Linked DNA regions of Homo sapiens: region 2 is linked to region 1. Evidence: chromatin loops called from intact Hi-C (ENCODE). Cell type or tissue: B cell. All regions are shown on one strand. Each heading gives the region's core, and the rest is flanking DNA. Links, peaks and the distances in the headings are about the cores only. Region 1 holds the start of CCDC177 (coiled-coil domain containing 177). Region 2 overlaps SLC39A9 (solute carrier family 39 member 9).

Region 1 (5,370 bases), core at 144-5,143:
TCACCTGTTAGTATGTAAGTAGGGTAAAATTCCAAAGGCTTCGTGTTCTTAAAACTACTACCTGAATGTCAAAAGCATCAGTAATTCTCACCTCCCATTGCACCTCAGCTTCCTGCACTTGGCATCTGCCCTAGTGCAATACTAAGCTGTTTTTGCCAATGTCACCCAAGACTCATAACTGCCAGTTTCAGTGGGTATTTGACTCCAGGTGAAACCTCCTGGACCTCTGCAGCCCTTAACACAAGGGGCACACTCTCCTTCTGCAGTGCCCCACTGGTAGCTCACACAAGACCACACTTTGCTGTCTGTCCTTGTTGCACTCCTTGTTGGTCCCCTTCGTGCACTCCTTTTCCCTTAGCAGCCCTATCCATGCCCTGCCAGCCTCTCTCATTGCTCCACCTGCCCTCCCTGAGTGATCTCACTCACACTGTTGGTTTTAGGAACCAGGTATAGGGTCACGATGTCCTAATTCTAGCTCCAGTCCAGATCTCTGACACAACTTATCAGCCACCTGCTGAGCAGCTCCACCTCAATCAAGAGGTCCGAAAAGGAAACCATCCTTCCCTGGCCCTCCCCATCACTATGTGCTGTATTCCTCCTGCCACTGTTCCTCTCTGGCCCCAATCCTTCCTGCCTGGGGTGACCACAGTGTCCAGCTAACTGGGCTTCCTGCCTCCTCTTGGCCCTGGCCTTTGTAAAGCCTCCACTTCACTGTTGCCAGAGTTATGTTCCTAAAATAAAAACCAAATCATGTCATTTCCCCACTTAAAACCCTTCACTTTCTCCTCACAGTCTACCTGACAATGTCAAGGTTATTTTTTAAAATTTAATTTTTTTTTCTTGAGATGGAGTCTCGCTCTGTCATCAGGCTGGGGTGCAGTGGTGAGATCTCGGCTCACTGCAACCTCTGCCTCCCAGGTTCAAGCGATTCTCCTGCCTCAGCCTCCTGAGTAGCTGGGATTACAGCTGCATGCCACCACACCCGGCTAATTTTTGTATTTTCAGTAGAGACGGAGTTTCACCATGTTGGCCAGGCTGGTCTCGAATTCCTGATCTCAAGTGATCCATCCGCCTCGCCCTCCCAAAGTGCTCGGATTACAGGTGTGTGCCACCACACCCAGCCAAGGTTATTTAATGCATAGTTCAATATTCCCTCTAATGTTATGTCCCATCCTCTCCTCGACTTCCCTCCATCAAGCACTCCTCCGGTCTGTCTCCTACGGCCACTATCACTCAAAATGGAAAAGAGGTGGGCAGGAGATGTCTCAAAATAACACTCATTGTATGGCACTAACTGGTTATAATTGTTATTATCTATAACCAGGAAGTCATAAAATGTTGCATTAAACACCAGTTACATATGTTCCACCTGCGTCAAACCCATAAGTGTTCTTAGTTTTTGTTTGTTTTTATTTTGTTTTATTTTGTTTGAGACAGGGTCTCACTCTGTCACCCAGGCTGCAGTGCGGTGGTGCAGTCATGGTTCACCGCAGCCTCAACCTCCTGGGCTCAGGTGATCCTCCCACTTCAGCCTCTGGAGTAGCTGGGACTACAGGCACAGGACACCACCCCAGCTAATTCTTGAAAATTTTTTTAGAGATGGGGACTCGCTATGTTGTCCAGGCTGGTCTCAAATTCCTGGACTCAAGTAATCCACTGGCCTCGACCTCCCGAAGTGCTGGGATTACAGGTGTAAGCCACCTTGCCCAGCCTGTTTTTAGTTTTTCATTGAAAAAAAAAAAATCACAATTTGCATCAGGCGCCATATTTCCACCCAATTATTCGCTATCAAGTTTGTTTGCTCCTCAGGGTTTCCTTTAGAAACAAGCTGAGCAATTCCTTCATTCTACCCAGTTAGGCTGCTGAAAGACTAGGGTTTCTTGGTGATTTATATATCGATATCTATCCATATCTATACCTACATCTACCTGTATGTGTGTAGTGTATATATATACATATTATATGTGTGTATATATGTACATATATACATTTAAACAAAAATTTCTCCTTCGTCCTCGAAGCAAACAAACCAGCACCCTCGAGTGTCCGCCAGGAGGCGCAGGGGGCAGCGTGGGACCTGCGGTACCTCCACGGTTGTAGAGGTGTAGAGGGATGCCGCAGCGACGGAACCGGGCTTCTTTTTTAAAGAATCAATGTGAGGGAAGGGTGCAGAGCCGCGTTATTTTAGGGAGACATTGTCGCACTCCCCCTCCCACGTGTAGGTAGCATCTGGGGTGCGTGCGCCCTGTTCGCAGACCCCATGGAGAGACGCTGGCGGCGGCAGATGGGGCTCCTTTCACGGTTGCAGCCGGCAGTAACCCGACCCCGCCGGCGCAGAGACTGAAGAAGCGCAGGGGACAGCGGCGAGCTGCGAACAAAAGCCCTTGGCGCGGGGCCGAAGCCCAGGACGCGGGGTGAGTAAACCGGCTCGGGTACCGGGAGCTGCGGGAACCTGGGCGGCCAGGTTCTTTGCACTCCAGGAGCCCACCCACTGGGATGCTGTGGGGGAACTCGGAGGGCACCCGAGGGCGGGTATCTGAACCCCGACTGGGGTGGATGGTATCTTTAGCACATTCAGACTTGGAGGAGATCCGGTGCGTCTGAGAGTATCCAGGCACCTTCTCCATCCCCAGCAAACACCCGGTGGGGGTGGAGGTGGGGGCGGAGGCGGCGTGCAGAGCCCTCAGTAAGCCCTGCCAGAGCTGCTGGAGCAAGAATCCATCACCCCTCCCGGAGAGGCCTTTGGGGACTTCTCCCAGCCCTTTAATCACCCGGGGGCCTTGCGACCGAGTCTCCTTTGGCAGGGGAAATCAACCATAAACTTCTTCCCTTAGGCAAATGGGGTCCCTTGGGATGAACAGGCCTCTTGCTTTTTTGTTCCTGCAAAGCTGCATCCCCAGTAGCCCGCCTAAGCTACAAACAAATACGCTAATCCTCCCGGGAATCCTCCAGCGCCTCCCTCTCTAGCTCCTGCCTGCACCTGGATCTTTTCATCTTAACTTGCAGCAGAAAGGGGATGCATCTAGCGGGCTAGGCGCCCAGAGGAGCCTCGCCACAGGCCTCCACCCCGCATTCCGGGGCTGAGGGAGACCCAGGCTGCTCTCTGAACACGAGTGTCCGCCCCACCCCCATCCCCGTTCTGGCGCTCAGCCTGGGCTTTCCGACATCGGTTTTATGATTTACGTTCCACCAAAGCCTCTGAGCCTAATCCGAAAGCGGATTAAGTTGGGATGGGGTGACTATGGATGAGGAGGGGGGAAGAGCTCTCAGACGTATTCCTCGATGTCCCTCCTTGTGATCTGCAGAGATTCCAACAAAGGACGGGGCTCAGCCATGGTGGACCCAGTGCCTGAAGAAGAGAAGGCAGGAGCGGAACCCGGCGACTCTGGAGGGGACGAGGCCGTGGCGTCCGTGCCCCCTGATTCCCAGGGCGCACAGGAGCCCGCAGCTTCCTCGGCCTCGGCCTCGGCCTCCGCGGCGGTGCCCCGCAAGGCAGAAGTCCCATGTGCAGCCGCAGAAGGCGGGCGGCGGGAGCAGTCCCCGCTGCTGCACCTCGACCTCTTCAACTTCGACTGCCCAGAGGCGGAGGGCAGCCGCTACGTGCTGACCAGCCCCCGCTCGCTAGAGGCCTGCGCCCGCTGTGCGGTCAAGCCGGTGGAGCTGCTGCCACGGGCCCTGGCCGACCTGGTGCGAGAGGCTCCGGGCCGCTCCATGCGGGTGGCCACCGGCCTGTATGAGGCCTACGAGGCGGAGCGGCGCGCCAAGCTGCAGCAATGCCGGGCCGAGCGCGAGCGCATCATGCGCGAGGAGAAGCGGCGTCTTTTCACGCCTTTGAGCCCCGCGGCCGCCGCCGCCGCCGCCGCCGCCGCGGCCTCGGCCCCGAGCGCGGGCAGCAGCAGCAGCTGCAGCAGCGCCAGCCTCCCGGCCTCGCCCGCGCCGCGTGCGGCCCGCAAGGCTTCCCCTAGTCCCTCCTCCGCCCGGACCCAACCTCCGCCAGCGGGTTCTCGAACAGGCAGGAAGAGCCATTCGCTGGACTCACTGTCCCGCCGGCGTGAGGGCGCCCTCAGCTCCGAGTCGGGCGCATCGTCGTCATCCTACAGTGGGGAAAGCTTGAGGGAGCTGCGCTGGCCGCCTCGGGCCTCGGCCAGGAACAGCTGCCCAGCGGGGTCGGCGTCCTCCACCACCAACGCTCCGGGCCGCCCGTCTGCCCTGACCCTGGTTCCGATCACCGGCCGCAGCTTCAGCCTCGGCGACCTGAGCCATTCGCCGCAGACCGCTCAGCACGTGGAGCGCATCGTGCGTCAAGTGCGTGCAGAGCGCGGCCTGCGCGGGGTGCCGGAGCGTGACCGGAAGATCGCGGCGCTCATGCTGGCGCGGCACCAGGAGGAGCTCCTGCTGCTGGAGCAACGCGCGGCTGCCCACGGCCAGTGGGAGCTGCAGCGCGTGCACGCCAAGCAGCGGCGGGAGCGCGAGGAGCGGGAGAAGCAGCGCGCCCTAGAGCAGGGCCGCCGAGCCTGGGCCGCGCAGGTGGAGGAGCGGCGAGGCCGCCGTGGCCGCGAAGAGCGCGAGGCGGCGCGGCGGCGGCAGCGGCAGTACGAGCGCAGCGAGGAGCGGCGGCGGGAGCTGGCCGAACGCCAGGGCCTCCTGCGGCGGGAGCGGGCGGAGCGCGCGGCCCGGGAGGATCGGCTGCGCAAGCTTCAGCAGGAGCAGAACCTGAAGCAACGTGAGGAAGGTCTACAGGAAGGGCGGGAGCGGGCTGAGCAGATCCGCAGGGAGCGCGCCCAGCGCGCGGCCCGCGCCAAGCAGCGGCAGGAGGGCCAGCTGCAGCGGGAGAAGCGGGAGCTGAGCCGGGCCGAGCGGGCGCGCCACGAGGCGCTGCTACAGGGTCGGACCCGGCAGCAGCGCCAGGAGCGAGAGGGCCTGCGGAGCTCGCTGGAAGCCAGTTTGGGCCGTGCGCAGGAGAACTACGAGCATTTGGTGGAGCAGCGCACCCGGGAGCTGCGGGAGCGGGCCCGGCGAGAGGAGCTGCAGGGTCGGCGGGCCAAGGAGGCGGCAGAGCGCAAAGAGCGGGAACATCAGGCGCACCTGGAGGCGCTGGCCCGGGCGGGGGAGCGACGGCTGCAGCACGCGACGCAGGTGGCCGAGGAAGCAGTGCAGCAGAAGGCGCGGCGCGTGGGCCAGAGCCGGCTGGAGAAGGAACGAGCCCAGCGCGCCAACAAGGAGAAGGTGGAGAGGGACGAAGACTGCCGCCGGCGAGAGCTACTCCAGGCCATCGGGCGCAAGCTGGAGCGCAGCGAGCAGCTGACGCGGGAACGGCGCAGTGCGCTGGAGAGCGCCCGCTCCACAGCCCGGGCTTCCTTCCACGTGCGT
Region 2 (5,370 bases), core at 344-5,343, 110 kb after region 1:
CACCTGGCTAATTTTTCTATTTTGAGTAGAGACGGGGTTTCACCATGTTGGCCAGGGTGGTCTCGAACTCCTGACCTCAGGTGATCTACCCACTTCGGCCTCCCAAAGTGCTGGGATTACAAGCGTGAGCCACCATGCCTGCCCTGAGCACAATCTTTGTAACTAGCTATACATGTAACTATACATATAGAAAACCAGCACAAAGTGGGCCAGTAGTATTTAATGAAATCTAATGACTAACCATAAGTCCACAGAGGGAGAAAAACATTTATCAAATTCACACGTCACGTTTCTAATCAAATCTCTTTAATTTCCAGGGTCAGTTGTTCATAGCATCTATCTACTCATATAACAACTCTGCCCTATGAAATGAATCCACTGTGGTTTGGATCTGTTGCCTCTTTCTCTTTTCTGAGAGTAGAGAGAGCTACCTTCGTAAATAATATTTGCTAACAACAGCAAGGCAAAAACAATTATCAATGCATTTGTGTCTTTCAGGGCAGATTGGTCTATCAAGTCCTTAATTTCCCCTCTCTCCTTTCTCCCTCCCTTCCCTAAAGGATGTGCCTGTGGTAGGTACATCTTTCTACCATCCATCACAACTTTTCATTCTCTTTTCTGATGTTCAAATACAGGTCAATTCTGGTCATCAAACAAACTGCCAAAAGGATAAGTAATGAGCCACTCAGATTAAGGTATGCACTAATAAAAATTTAATATCAGAAAACAGCATTTTTTTAACCATTCACAATTAAAGTGGAAAGAGACAAAATTATAAGGCAGCCATCCATGGAATGATTTCATGTTTACAAGGGATCCAGAAAAAGGGACATTTAAAATCACTGTTCCAGCTATTGAACCAGGGGAACTGCAGTCTTATCCCATGAGACTTCTAACTTGCTGGAAGATGCCACAAGAAAAAAAGATCAAAGCCAATCTCCTTGTGTTAAGCCACTGGGTTAGGCTGAGTATATCTAGAGAATTCCTAAATGGTTGTCTAGTTCTTTCCCACAAGTTACACATTTCCTTCAGGCCTCCTGAGGTGAATCTAGATGTCTCAGGTACAAAGAGGTTTTAATTTCACAGCATCTCCAACAGTGCACTTTGGGTGATGTGGACCATTCTGTATTGAGCAGAAATTTTCTAATGGAAGGAAGGTTCCTCTGCAGAACAACTACAGAGGATTTTCACTTAACACTGCAGCAGTTCTGGATGAATCTGGTCATGATTCTCAGTCTCCCAAGGGGCTCAGGGGCCCACAAGGCAGGAACATCCTTTGGGGGTTTGTGCTGCTGTCATACGGTTCCTGTGTTCAGTCCCTAGCTACCATGTGTTTCAGGGGCTTAATACACTCCGATGCTGGTGTGTCCTCTTAGTTCTAATCCTTGAAAAAGAGAAAAACCAGGCAGTGACACTTAGAAGTAGGCTGGTAAAAAAAAAACACAATCACATTTTCTCCTTTCTGCAAAGAAAGGACAACTCAAAACAGCCACTCCCTTTCTTTTCTCTAATGATTCAAAATACCAGAACAGGGCTCACTTGGCTGTTTTGAATTGGGAAAGAAAGAGGTGAAAGCGGGGAGAAAGAGAAAACACATAACCTCTAGGTAGGTAGTACTGTTTCCAACTGTCTACGTTCCAGTGCAGAATCTTTGCTAAAAAAAAATTTGGCAATAGTGTGCACAGGAAAACTGAATCAAACCTGGAACATCACTGCTTTCTTGAAATGGAACTGACAAGCAATTAACTGGAGAATAAGTGAGGGGAATGGAGCAGTAGTATTCTTTAACTTAATTTGCCATTTAAGAGAGCACTTGGAATCTGAAGAAAGTCTATCCCTACCAAGGAAACGGAGTCAAATTGCAATTAAGATTAACTTTGGTTATATGGAAGCAAGAATCATGCTTCTCATCATCAATTGCGTCTCTTTGGTAGCCAATAATTCCATCTGTAATCATGGCAGCAACTTAAGTATTGCCAATGTTTTCAAATGTGTTACAGCATTAAGGCATCCACATCTAAAGAGGCAGTTTTAAACAAGAGGAAAACGGAACTGAAATGTGCCAAGAAGTGAACACGGACATGGCCTCTCCTGGAATACTGCCCACCATGCCAGCAAGCTCTTCCTCCAGTCAAGAAGGCCTGTGCCACGCTGCTTGGTTCCCTGCTGCCTGAAGATGCATTTGAGCCCTATGAGATTAGTATGGCTATTTCTGTCTGCTGACCAGGAGAGAAATGAGTAGTTCTCGAGGCAGCAGCTTTAAAATCTGGGAAAGCCCATACATAGCTTCTGAGAGCTAAGAGGGCCCTGAAAGGTTTGCTTGTTAATAGTGAGGTCCAGAGGGGAAGGCAAATTTGGAAGTCAGATGGTTCAATCCTTGCCGGAGTTCAAGGCTCCATCCAGCAAGATATACTAGCCAAACTTTTAAGCATGATGGCAAGGCACTGCTGAAAGAGGCTTTGGCCAGTAGAACAAATTACCATTGCACACAACAATATGATAGAAAGCACTACTGTCCAAACCAAACCAGACACTACAATCTGCTATTTATTTGACAAAGTCAGTTTCCAGAGAGAATCTAGGCAACCATATAGTTTTGAAGGACTAGATGAAACCTCAAGTCTCACACCAGTCAGCTGTTAACATCCAATCAAGGAAGTCATTTGGACTTTCCATACTATACCTTCTCTTGGTAGTAAAATTGTATGCAATTGTTGCCAATGACTACATACAACTGTATCCTATTTGTGCTACTTTCCTCACTGTGGCCAGCAGAGGGCTCACAAGCTTTATTTCCACAGCTGCTGATCCAGTGACAAATTCATGAAGGAAATAAATCATAGGCATGCTAGCTTATGCGTCATAGAAAACGTTTTTACAAACTACTACGTCCACTGCCCTGAAGAAACTAGTCTTGGTTCCCCCTTAGTGTAATGTGTTTTGAAATGGTATAGAAAGTAAAAATAAATTAATAATACAATATTATACACTTATTTGACAAGACAGGGTTTACAAAAATTTTGGCAAATATGAAAAAAAAATTATCCTAGTCTGTTAAACACTTTTGCTATCTCAATTGTTTAAATTACCAGATTAGTGATTGTGTCAATTTACACATGAGGAGGTGGTATTTTAAGGGCTCAACAAAGCGGCATTTGACACAAAGGTAATTTCTTTGAAGGGGGATAAAGAATAAAGATATTATTATCTTCATTATTACAGTTCGAGAAGTGGTTGTCCTGATAAGAATTCATCCCACACAAATATTAACACCAGCAGTAAGCAGCAAATTGTGGCGAGGAGAGGCTAGAGGGAAAAGTTAGAAGAAAAGCAAAGAAAAGACGAAGAGACAAGAGACATGATTCCAATAAGCTTTAAATCAATAGGCAAACACTTCTCATTTATGATCCATCTTGCTACAGGTGGTTATGTGAGAAGACACAGTGTCGCCAAAGCTGACCTAGTATTTAGGTCCCTAGAGGGATTGCTGATCTGCTAAGAGAAATAATTAAAAAAAAAAAAAACAAAAAAAAAGGACAACCATACATTTTGGTAGTCTTTTAAAAAAAGCTACTACAAAGATATCAATAACCATCCAAAAATCACTTAAAATTTAATATCCCTTAATTTCCAAAGACACTTTGTGATCTGACTGTTCTTGAAGGAAAGCCTAGAACTGAAACTACTAGAACTTGGCTCCTCTCTAGGAATGTGGAGACAGGTATTCTGCAAAGGAGAACTTGACAAGGAATGCTACAAAATACCAGTCACCTCTTTAGAAGCTCCTCCCACCTCTCCTGCTCCATTTGATGGAATGGCAGGCTGGATTCAGAGAGGCACGTGCCAAAGGAGCTGTTTAAATCCCTCTAGACATCCCTTTTCAATGGATATCTCTTTTGAGTATAAAGAGAGCTTTCAATGTGTCTTGCTATCATTTTCCTGACCCTAATCCCAGATTAACTAGAATCACCTTTAGCATCTAAGTGAGTGGGTGCTATGACCTTCCATCAACGCATGTGGCATAGATGCTAAAGCACCAGTCTTACATGGTGGGAACCATGTTAAAAATCAATGGATAAAGTAGCAGAGCCTCTAAACTAAGAAGAAAGAGACATAGCTTAATTACAGAACACTGTATTTTCATAATCACTATTTCATTGTGAGTATGAAGTTCTCCTCTTTTCCTTAAAACTAAATTCCATCTTCCCTGAGAATAGGGTTAAGAGAAATATTAAAACGCAAAATGTCAAGGGCCTTTTAAAAGATAACACAATGGGATGTCTATAGCTAACTGCAACGTAAATGTGTTTCTACTCTAAAAGCTTTTCCATTACTCAGGTTTTAACCTCACCTCCCCTCTGGACTCTAGGAATACATGTAGAGATGCGCAAGGTGAGACAAGAGACTGAGGAAGTGAGTAGCTGTCACGTGCCGGCTGTTCTCACTGGATGGCAAACGGCCCTGGACCAAGGCTGGACCTTGAACATTTAATGCTGGTGTCCTACTGACAGGATGAGAGGGATGAGGCAACCCAGAACCAGGGCTGCCACTTCCAGGCGGCTGAGGCCTCTCCCTCCCGTGGCATCGGGCTTGTGGCTGTGCCCTATTCCGCCCACCTCAGGGAGGACATGTACTGTGGCAACATAAAGAAATGTCCCGGCAGAGAAAAGCATGGCCACTCCCGTGGCGTTCACCTCTGAAAGGGCTTCTTTACTGCTCTGTGAATTAGAAGAGAGAAAGAGGAAAAACTAAGTCAAGTAAAATTCAGGGTCAGGAAGAAGTCCCAGTTAAAAAACACTCACTGTTCTTAACTGGTGCTGTCTAGGACACTGGGGACATCTAGAGAACACAGCAACTTTAAGTTATTCATGGGAAGCTTCCAAATAAGGGTTTAAGAATATCAGTGATGTACGCAATTGATTTTTTAAAAAATTTATTGTAAATCAACAATTTATAATTATATATATTTATAGGGTATAAAGTGACATTATGATTCATGAATAAAATGTGGACTAATTAAATAAAACTAACATCTGTCATCTCAAATATTTATCATATTTTGTGGTGAGAACATCTGAAATTTACTCTTAGCAATTTTGATATGTACCACACACTATTATTAAACTATATTCACCACAGTTCCATCATTCTGTCCATCCATTCATTGACTGTATCTGTCTTTAGAGATGAGGTCTCGCTATGTTGCCCAGGCTGGAGTTGAGTGGCTATTCACAGGCACAATCATAACACACTACAGCCTGGAACTCCTGGGCTCAAGCAATCCTCCTGTCTCAGCTTCCCAAGTAGCTGGGACTACAGGTATGCGCCACTGCTCCTGGTTCACAATTGCTTTTTAAAACGAACTTTAAG

What was found. Hi-C counts contacts between places; a loop is a spot of excess contacts. Peaks named below come from ENCODE experiments on the same cell type or tissue, not always from the same donor. Only the 100,000 strongest peaks of a DNase experiment are listed, where the experiment ranks them.
Region 2: it touches region 1 in a loop (6-fold over the local background); 7 of 110 quality-filtered maps call a loop at or near these places.

What each region holds. Positions count from the first base shown.
Region 1 is chr14:69,571,586-69,576,955 of GRCh38, reverse strand. CCDC177 (coiled-coil domain containing 177) reads left to right here and starts at 2,085. Exons shown (of 2, transcript NM_001271507.2): 1 at 2,085-2,414; 2 at 3,306-5,370. The coding sequence starts at 3,334. In B cell, for the core only: CTCF peaks have their summits at 1,819 and 2,030 (motif pointing right); DNase peaks (open chromatin) are centred at 2,085, 3,035, 3,735, 4,485 and 1 weaker place; H3K4me3 peaks cover 1,711 bases; H3K27me3 peaks cover 3,396 bases.
Region 2 is chr14:69,457,711-69,463,080 of GRCh38, reverse strand. It overlaps SLC39A9 (solute carrier family 39 member 9), which reads right to left. Exons shown (of 7, transcript NM_018375.5): 7 at 691-4,718. The coding sequence ends at 4,488. Among named protein-coding and RNA genes, the nearest start is that of PLEKHD1, 24 kb to the left of the region's middle. RefSeq lists a silencer at 2,744-2,793. In B cell, for the core only: CTCF peaks have their summits at 2,613 and 2,814 (motif pointing right); a DNase peak (open chromatin) is centred at 2,780.